Regions from separate parts of the Homo sapiens genome. Here region 2 is linked to region 1. A link is an interaction called in ENCODE POLR2A ChIA-PET data of the cell type or tissue named here. Cell type or tissue: B cell. All regions are shown on one strand. Links, peaks and the distances in the headings refer to the core of each region. The heading gives the core; the rest is flanking DNA.

Evidence for each region. Peaks named below come from ENCODE experiments on the same cell type or tissue, not always from the same donor. Only the 100,000 strongest peaks of a DNase experiment are listed, where the experiment ranks them.
Region 2: POLR2A ChIA-PET joins it to region 1 with 7 read pairs; 11 of 35 experiments call an interaction of 5 or more read pairs at or near these places.

Annotation. Positions count from the first base shown.
Region 1 is chr19:16,339,976-16,344,367 of GRCh38, forward strand. No RefSeq gene overlaps it. Among named protein-coding and RNA genes, the nearest start is that of KLF2, 17 kb to the left of the region's middle. RefSeq lists an enhancer at 2,606-2,835. In B cell, for the core only: no CTCF peak of the experiment used is centred there; a DNase peak (open chromatin) is centred at 2,586; H3K4me3 peaks cover 1,267 bases; H3K27ac peaks cover 2,792 bases.
Region 2 is chr19:16,236,943-16,241,280 of GRCh38, forward strand. It overlaps AP1M1 (adaptor related protein complex 1 subunit mu 1), which reads left to right. Exons shown (of 12, transcript NM_032493.4): 12 at 1-4,338. Among named protein-coding and RNA genes, the nearest start is that of AP1M1, 41 kb to the left of the region's middle. In B cell, for the core only: no CTCF peak of the experiment used is centred there; a DNase peak (open chromatin) is centred at 1,709; H3K27ac peaks cover 1,556 bases.

The sequences.
Region 1 (4,392 bases), core at 260-4,259:
GGTGGTGCATGCCTGTAGTCCCAGCTGCTGGGGAGGCTGAGAATTGTTTGAACCCAGGAGGTGGACGTTGCAGTGAGTTAAGATCATGCCACTACACTTCAGCCTAGGCAACAGAGAGAGACCCTGTCTCTAAATAAATAAATGAGAGAGAGAGAGAAAAAAAATCCAAGGAAACAAGCCCATTCATTCTACTTAATTCCGCTGGTCTCTGGGAGGCAGGTTGGGGGTGGAGAAATTCCATGTTTTTACAGAATCCTGACGTCACCAGCAACTGCCCCACCAGGAGCTAACTTCAGCACGGGCGGAGGGAGGGTGTCTGCCCACGACCTGACCTTGAACTGGGCCTTTCTTAAATGTAAATGTGCATCTCCTTTGGTGCTTTTTTAAGTGGGAGAGGTCCCTGAAAGGTTGTTGCCTGGAGGAAAAGTTTTGGCAATTAACTTTTATTATTGTTTGCTTGCTTAAAGAAACTGGGGGCCCAGAGCAGTGAGTGGCTTATGCCTGTAATCCCAGCACTCTGGGAAGCCGAGGCGGGCAGATCACTTGAGCCCAGGACTTCCAGACCAGCCTGGCCAACAAAAATTAGCCAGGCATGGTGGAGTGCACCTGTAATCCCAGCTACTCGGGAGGCTGAGGCAGGGGGATCACTTGAACCCGGGAGGCAGAGGCTGCAGTGAGCTAATATTGCTCCACTGCACTCCAACCTGCTGGGCGACAGAGTGAGACTGTCTCAAAAAACAATTGGGATGTTCATCAAAGCACTATTCATAACAGCCAAAAAGTAGAAACAACCCAAGTGTCCATTAGAGAATGAATAAGAAAACTGTGATCCATACATACAATGGAATATTATTCAGCCATGAAAAGGAATGAAGCACTGATCCATGCTACAATGTGGATGAGCCCCCAAAACATTCTGAGTGAGAGAAGCCAGACGCGAAAGCCCACATAGTGTGAGATTCCACTGATACAAAATGCCCAGAACAGGCAAATCCAGAGAGACAGGAAGCAGATGAGTGGCTGCCAGGGGCTGGGGGAGGGGAATGGGGAGTGGCTGCTGATGGGGACAGGGTCTCCTCTTGGGGGATGCAAATGTTCTGGAATTAGACAGAGGTGATGGTTGCACAACATTGTGAATGCACGAAATGCCACTACCGTGTACACTTCATGGTTAGTTTTATGTTATGTGAATTTCAGCTCAATTTTAAGGTGTAAAAAAAGCAATTGAGAATAAGTTGCTTCTGTTGTAAAACGTTACTTTTTTTTTCAGACGGAGTCTTGCTCTGTCGCCCACGCTGGAGTGCAGTGGTGCAATCTCGGCTAACTGCAACCTCCGCCTCCCAGGTTCAGGTGATTCTCCTGCCTCGGCCTCCCCAGCAGCTGGAATTACCGGCGCCCGCCACCACTCCCAGCTAATTTTTGTATTTTTAGTAGAGACGGGTTTCACTGTGTTGGCCAGAAGGGTCTCAAATGCCTGACCTCAAGTGATCCACCCACCTTGGCCTCTTAAAATGCTGGGATTACAGGCATGAGCCACCATGCGCAGCCACATTACTATTTTTAATACAGTTATTTTGTCAATATAACATAAAGTTTGGACCGAGTATCCACTGATGAATGAATGGATAAACAAAATGTGGTCTATCCATCTATCCAGACAATGGAATAGTATTCAGTTTTTAAAAAGAAAGAGATTATAGGGCCGGGCGCGGTGGCTCACGCTTGTAATCCCAACACTTTGGGAGGCCGAGGCGGGCGGATCATGAGGTCAGGAGTTCGAAACTAGCCTGGCCAACATGGTGAAACCCAGTCTATACTAAAAATACAAAAATTAGCTGGGCGTGGCGGTGCGTGCCTGTAATCCCAGCTACTCGGGAGGCTGAGGCAGGAGAATTGTTTGAACCCAGGAGGCGGAGGTTGCAGTGAGCCGAGATCACGCCATTACACTCCAGCCTGGGCAGCAGTGCAAGACTACAATTCAAAAAAAAAAGAAAAGAAAAGAAAAGAAAAAGAGAAAGATTCTGACACATACATGCTCCAACAGGAACTATCCTAAGTGAAATACGCCAGACACAAAAAGAGAAATACTGTATGAGTCCATGCATCAGATTCATAGAGACAGGAAGTAGAATGGTGGGTGCGAGGGGCTGGGGGAGGAGGAAATGGGGAATGAGTATTTAGTGGGGGCAGAGTTTCAGTTTTACAAGCTGACAAGAGCTCTGCTGCGTAACATGAATGGACTGGGGTGAGCCGTGAGGGCTGGAGGGCCCTCAGACAAGAGAAAGGATGACAGTTCCAAGGCTTCAAACAGATGCTCTGAGAGAACCAGTCCTCAGAAAGGCTGAGAATCCCTGGAATTTTTCCTGGGCTGGAAGGGATCTGCTCTATGGCTTAAAGGTCTTGGCCAAGGGCCTGAAGAACCACCCATCTTCCAGGGCCCAGGCACTCCGACTCCTCAAATTTAAATACAGGCGCTTTCTACGCATGAGTGCCAAACCATTTCCAGTAAGTCTCATTGTCAGCTATAAAAATAACCACTGTTGAAGCAGAGACAAGCTCGTGATGCAGCCAGGCAGTGCCACAGAGAGGCAATGGCATCTGTCCCTGTCAAATGGAAAGTCCCCTGGCCAAGCCTCTGAATTCAAGTGAACATCTTGGTCTTGGATGTGACCATCTGAATGGTGGTCGAGAAAGTGCTTGGTCCATAGAAGGCACCCAGGACACTCGAGCCCCCTTCTCTCCCATGACCTTCGTACAATGGCACGGAATGGAGACGCAGGGCTGGGACTTCCCCTCCACCACACCGGTTTCCTTTACAATGAGATTCCATTCCTATAATGAGGAATAATGTAGTAGCTTAGTTAATACAGACAGAACTGCCCCTCAGTCGGTTCTTGGGTAGTGGAGCTAGAATATACAGGCCCTGCTCTAAAAGCTCAAAGCAATCCCTGGACAGTAACCATAGCTTTAATAATACTCATCTGGGCCGGGTGCGGTGGCTGAAGCCTGGAATCCCAGCACTTTGGGAGGCCGAAGCGGGCAAATCACAAGGTCAGGAGTTCGAGACCAGCCTGGCCAACATAGTGAAAGCCCATCTCTACTAAAAATACAAAAAAATTAGCTGGGCTTAGTGGCGGGCACCTGTAATCCCAGCTGCTCGGGAGGCTGAGGCAGGAGAATTGCTTGAACCCGGGAGGCGGAGGTTACATGAGCTGAGATCGTGCCACTGCACTACAGCCCAGGTGACACAGTGAGACTCCATCTAAAATAATAAGAATAATACCCATCTGAATGAATAATAACAAAAACCAGTACCACTGGCTAGGAGGCGGAAGTGGGGTTATGGGGAATTGCTCAATGGGTACAGAGTGTCAATTTCACAAAATGAGAAAGTTCTAGAGATCTGTTGCAGAATGGTGTGAATATATTTAACACTGCTGAACCACGCACTTGAAAGTGGTTTTTTTAAAAAAAAAGTGGTTAAAGTGGAGCTGGATGCAGTGGCATGCACCTGTAGGCCCAGTTACTCCAGAGGCCGAGGCGGGAGGATTGCTTGAGCCTAGGAGTTTGAATCCAGCCCGGGCAACATAGTGACAACCTGTCTCTAAAAAAATAAAAAAAGAATAAAAATTTCTATAAATTAAAAATAAATTTAGGCCAGGAATGGTGGCTCACACCTGTAACCCCAACACTTTGGGAGGATCCCTTGAGCTCAGGAGTTTGTGACCAGCCTGCACAAAGTAGTGAGACTCTATCTCTAGAAAACATACAAAAATTAGCCAGGCGTGGTGCTGCATGCCTATAGCCCCGGCTATTCAGAAGGCTGAAATGGGAGGATCACTTGAGCCCGGGGTGCGAAGGCTGCAGTGAGCCGAGATCGCACCACTGCACTCCAGCCTGGGCAACAGAGTGAGACCCTGTCTCAATAAATAAACACATACATAAAATAAAATAAATGAATAATTTTTTTTTTCCTGAGACAGAGTTTTGCTTTTTCAGCCAGCTGGAGTGCAGTGGTGCGATCTCGGCTCACTGCAAGCTCCGCCTCCTGGGTTCACACCATTCTCCTCAGCCTCCCAAGTAGCTGGGACTACAGGTGCCCGCCACCACACCCGGCTAATTTTTTGTATTTTTAGTAGAGATGGGGTTTCACCGTGTTAGCCAGGATGGTCTTGATCTCCTGACCTCATGATCCACCTGCCTCGGCCTCCCAAAGTGCTGGGATTACAGGTGTGAGCCACCACACCCGGCTGAATAAATTTTTAAATGGTTAAAATGGTAAGTTTCATGTTTTTTATCATAATTAATATTTTTTTTTTTTGAGACAGAGTCTTGCTCTGTCACCCAGGCTGGAGTGCAGTGGCACAATCTTTGCTCACTGCAACCTGCACC
Region 2 (4,338 bases), core at 1-4,000, 100 kb before region 1:
AGTCAATCTGTTGCAAGTGCCTAAAGGCACAGAGACTCTGAATAGAAAAGAGCAAAATGCTGTTAAGACAGAGCTGTTACAACATCCAACAAGGCAAATAATTTGCATGCGGGTTATAACGTCTACAAATCAGAAAAAGAGAACCTAACAAAATGGGCTGTGTGTGAACAGACAGTATGAAGAAGATGAAATACAAATGGCGACCGTTCGGCCAGGCGTGGTGGCTCACGCCCGTGAGCCCAATACTTTGGGAAGCCGAGGCAGACCGATCACTGGAGGTCAGGAGTTCGAGACCAGCATGGCCAGCATGGTGAAGCCCCATCTATACTAAAAATACAAGAATTAGCCGGGTGTGGTGGTGCGTGCCTGTAATCCCAGCTACTCAGTATGCTGAGGCAGGAGAATGGCTTGAACCCAGGAGGTGGAGGTTGCAGTGAGCCAAGATAGTGTTACTGCACTCCAGCCTGGGCAACAGAGCGAGACTCCGTCTCAAAACACAACAAAAACCGGCCTAGCGCAGTGGCTTATGCCTGTAATCCCAGCACTTTGGGAGGCTGAGACGGGTGGATCACCTGAGGTCAGGAGTCCGAGACCAACCTGGCCAACATGGCGAGACCCCATCTCTACTAAAAATACCAAAATTAGCCAGGCATGGTGGCGGGCGCCTGTAATCCCAGCTACTTGGGAGGCTGAGGCATCAGAATCATTTGAACCCCAGGAGGCAGAGGTTGCAGTGAGCCGAGATCATACCACCTGCACTCCAGCCTGGGCAACAGAGCAAGACTTCATCTCAAAAGAAAAAAAAAAGGCAAACGTTCAACCATGTAGCTATTCAGGAAATATGTACACATAAACCAAGACCACAGTTAGATGCTATTTGCATCATGTCGGCCCCCCCCAAAAAAATTTTTTTTTTTGAGACAGGGTCTTGCTATGTTACCCAGGCTGGAGTGCAGTGGCGTGATCACGGCTCACTGCAGCCTCGAGCTGCCAGGCTCAGCCAATCCTGCCTCAGCCTCTTGAGGAGCTGGGACTACAAGCACATGCCACCATGCTGGGCCAATTTTTCATATTTTTTATAGAGATGGGGTCTCGTCATTTTGTCCACACTGGTCTCCAACTCCTGGGCTTGAGCCATCATCCTGCCTTGGCCTCCCAAAGTGCTGGGATTACAGGCGTGAGCCACCTCGCCACGCCTCCTGAACATCTAGAACGTGCTAGCTATGTACTGACTGTGGGAAAGTTGAGAACATCCTCCCTGAAGTCATCTTTATGCCAGAATTCTCTTGCAGAACTCTAGTTGAGAAAAGCCCTGAGAAGTCCATGCACCAATATATAGAGAAATATCAGGTGTACAGTTACACTTACAGCAGCATAGTTCATGATAGCAGGAAATTGGAAAGCAACCAAAAGTCCTTCAATAGGAAAAGGGACCACTGTAGTCCATTCATGCAAGAGATTACAGCAGTGAAAATGAATTCAACTAGAGCAGTGATATGGCTCAGAATACAACTTAAACAACATTGAGCGGGAAAAATGTTTACAAAAGAAAATGCAGTAATCTAGTATAAAATACGGAAATAATATTTTGCGTGCTTAGGGATCTATATATATCCAGCAAAAGTCTAACGAGATGCTTGAGAATTTGAAAAAATTCACATCCCTGGTTATCTCTGAAAGGCAAAAACAGGAAGGGGGTATGACTGGGGCCTCTGCTGTGTTGGCAATTTCCTTAAGCTTGGTATTGCTTAGTGGCTTGTTCTGTATTCTTTCTTTATGCTTTTTTTTTTTTTTTTTGACAGGGTGTCACTCTGTTGCCCAGGCCAAAGTGCAGTGGCATGGTCACGGCTCACTGCAGCTTCAAACTCCTGGGCTCAAGTGATCCTCCCACCTTGGCCTCCCAAAGTGCTGGGATTACAGGCATGAGCCACAGTGCCCAGCCCTTTTTGTAGTTCTTAATATACTTTTTGTAGTTTTTTTGTTTTTTGTTTTTGTTTTTGTTTTTTTTGAGACAGAGTTTTGCTCTTGTTGCCCAGGCTGGAGTGCAATGGTGTGATCTCGGCTCACTGCAACCTCCGCCTTCTGGGTTCAAGCAATTCTCCTGCCTCATCCTCCTGAGTAGCTGAGATTACAGGCATGCGCCACCATGCCTGGCTAATTTTGTATTTTTGGTAGAGACGGGATTTCTCCATGTTGGTCAGGCTGGTCTCGAACTCCCGGCTTCAGGTGATCCGCCCCCCTCACCTTCCCAAAGTGCTGGGATTACAGGCATGAGCCACCGCGCCCGGCCAGTTCTCTTTTTTTTTTTTTTTTTTTTTTTTTTTTTTTTTTTTTTTTAAGACTGCAAAGCTGGGCATGGTAGTATGCACCTGTAGTCCCAACTACTTGGGAGGCTGAGGCTAGAGGATTACTTGAGCCCAGGAGTTTAAGGACAGCCTGGGCAACATAGTGAGACCCTGTCTCTAAAACAAACCAACAAAACACCCCCCAAAAATGACAATGCAGATTTGGAAGAAAAAAATAGATTAAAAATGTAGTCATAGGAATTAACAACTTGGGGCCGGGCATGGTGGCTCACGCCTATAATCCCAGCACTTTGGGAGGCTGAGGCGGCCAGATCATTTTAGGTCAGGAGTTTGAGACCAGCCTGGCCAACATGGTAAAACCTGATTGCTACTAAAAATACAAAAGAATTAGCTGGGCGTAGTGGCTCATACCTGTAATCCCAGCTACTCAGGTGGCTGGGGCAGGAGATTCGCTTGAACCCGGGAGATGGCGCTCGCAGTGAGTCAAGATGGCACCGTTGTACTCTTGCCTGAGCGACACAGTGAGACACTGTCTCAAAAAAAAAAATTAACAACTTGGTTGGAGGGTGTTAAAATACAAGTGAGACATAGATGAAGAGAATTAGTGCACTAGAAGAGAGCTGTCTGAGGCAGTTACCCGGGACATAGCACAGCTAATGAGACATATATATATTTACAGTCAACCCTCCACATCCATGGGTTCTGCATCCATGGATTCAACCAAGAGTGAGTTGAAAATATTTGAAAAACAATTGTGTCTGTGCTGGACATGTACAGGTTTTCTTTTTTATTGTCATTATTCCTTAAATAATACAGTATAATGATTATGTAGCATCTACATTGTATTAGGTAATCTAGAGATGATTTAAAGATGATGTGCATAGGATATATGCAAATATTGTGCCATTTTATATAAAAGACTTGAGCATCCTCAGATTTTGGTATCCAAGGGGAGTCCTGGAAGCAATCCCTTGAGGATATGGAGGGACGACTCTGTGTGTGTGTGTGTGTGTGTGTGTGTGTGTATGTGTGTGTGTGTGTGTGTGTGTGTGTGATGTGCGTGTGTGGTTAGCACAAGACAATAAGAAGGCCCAACATGCCAGCAAGTATCTAACACAAACCAAAAAATGAGAACTGGGGAGCAGCCACATGCAAAGAGATCGTGGCCAGAATTTTCCAAAATTAATGAAAATCTTGAAGTGTTTTTTGTTTTTCATTTTGACGGAGTTTCGCGTTTGTTGCCCAGGCTGGAGTGCAATGGCGAAATCTCGGCTCATTACAACCTCTGCCTCCCAGGTTCAAGCAATTCTCATATCTCAGCCTCCCAAGCAGCTGGGATTACAGGTGCACACCACCACGCCCGGCTAATTTTTGTATTTTTTGTAGAGATGGGGTTTCACTATGTTGGTCAAGATGGTCTCGAACTCCTGACCTCAGGTGATCTGCCTGCTTCGGCCTCCCAAAGTGCTGGGATTACAGGCATGAGCCACTGCGCCCAGCCTGAAAATCTTGAAATTTTAAGATCCAGGAAACCGTTGAGTCCAAAGCATGATACACAAACCTAAATTCGTAACTAAAATAATCATAGTCGAACCACAGAACATATCAGACTCAGGGAAGATCCTAACAGCAACACTAAGAGATTAAAATGTCTCTCCAAAGAGCAATTGGACAGAGAACTGGTTTCACAACTGGAACAACAAAAGTCCGAAGATAGAGCATGGCTTCAAATTACTGAGAGAAGTGCAGTCTAGAATTCTGAGCCCACCTCATCTGTAAAAGGTAGGACAAGCCGGGCATGGTGGCTCCCGCCTGTAATCCCAGCACTCTGGGAGGCCGAGGCGGGCAGAGGTCAGGAGTTTGAGACCAGCCGGACCAACAAGGAGAAACCCCATCTCTACTAGAAATACAAAATTAGCCAGGTGTGGTGGCGGGCACCTGTGTTCCCAGCTACTTGGGAGACTGAGGCAGACAGAATTGCTTGAACCAGGGAGACAGAGGTTGCAGTGAGCCGAGATCGCGCCACTGTACT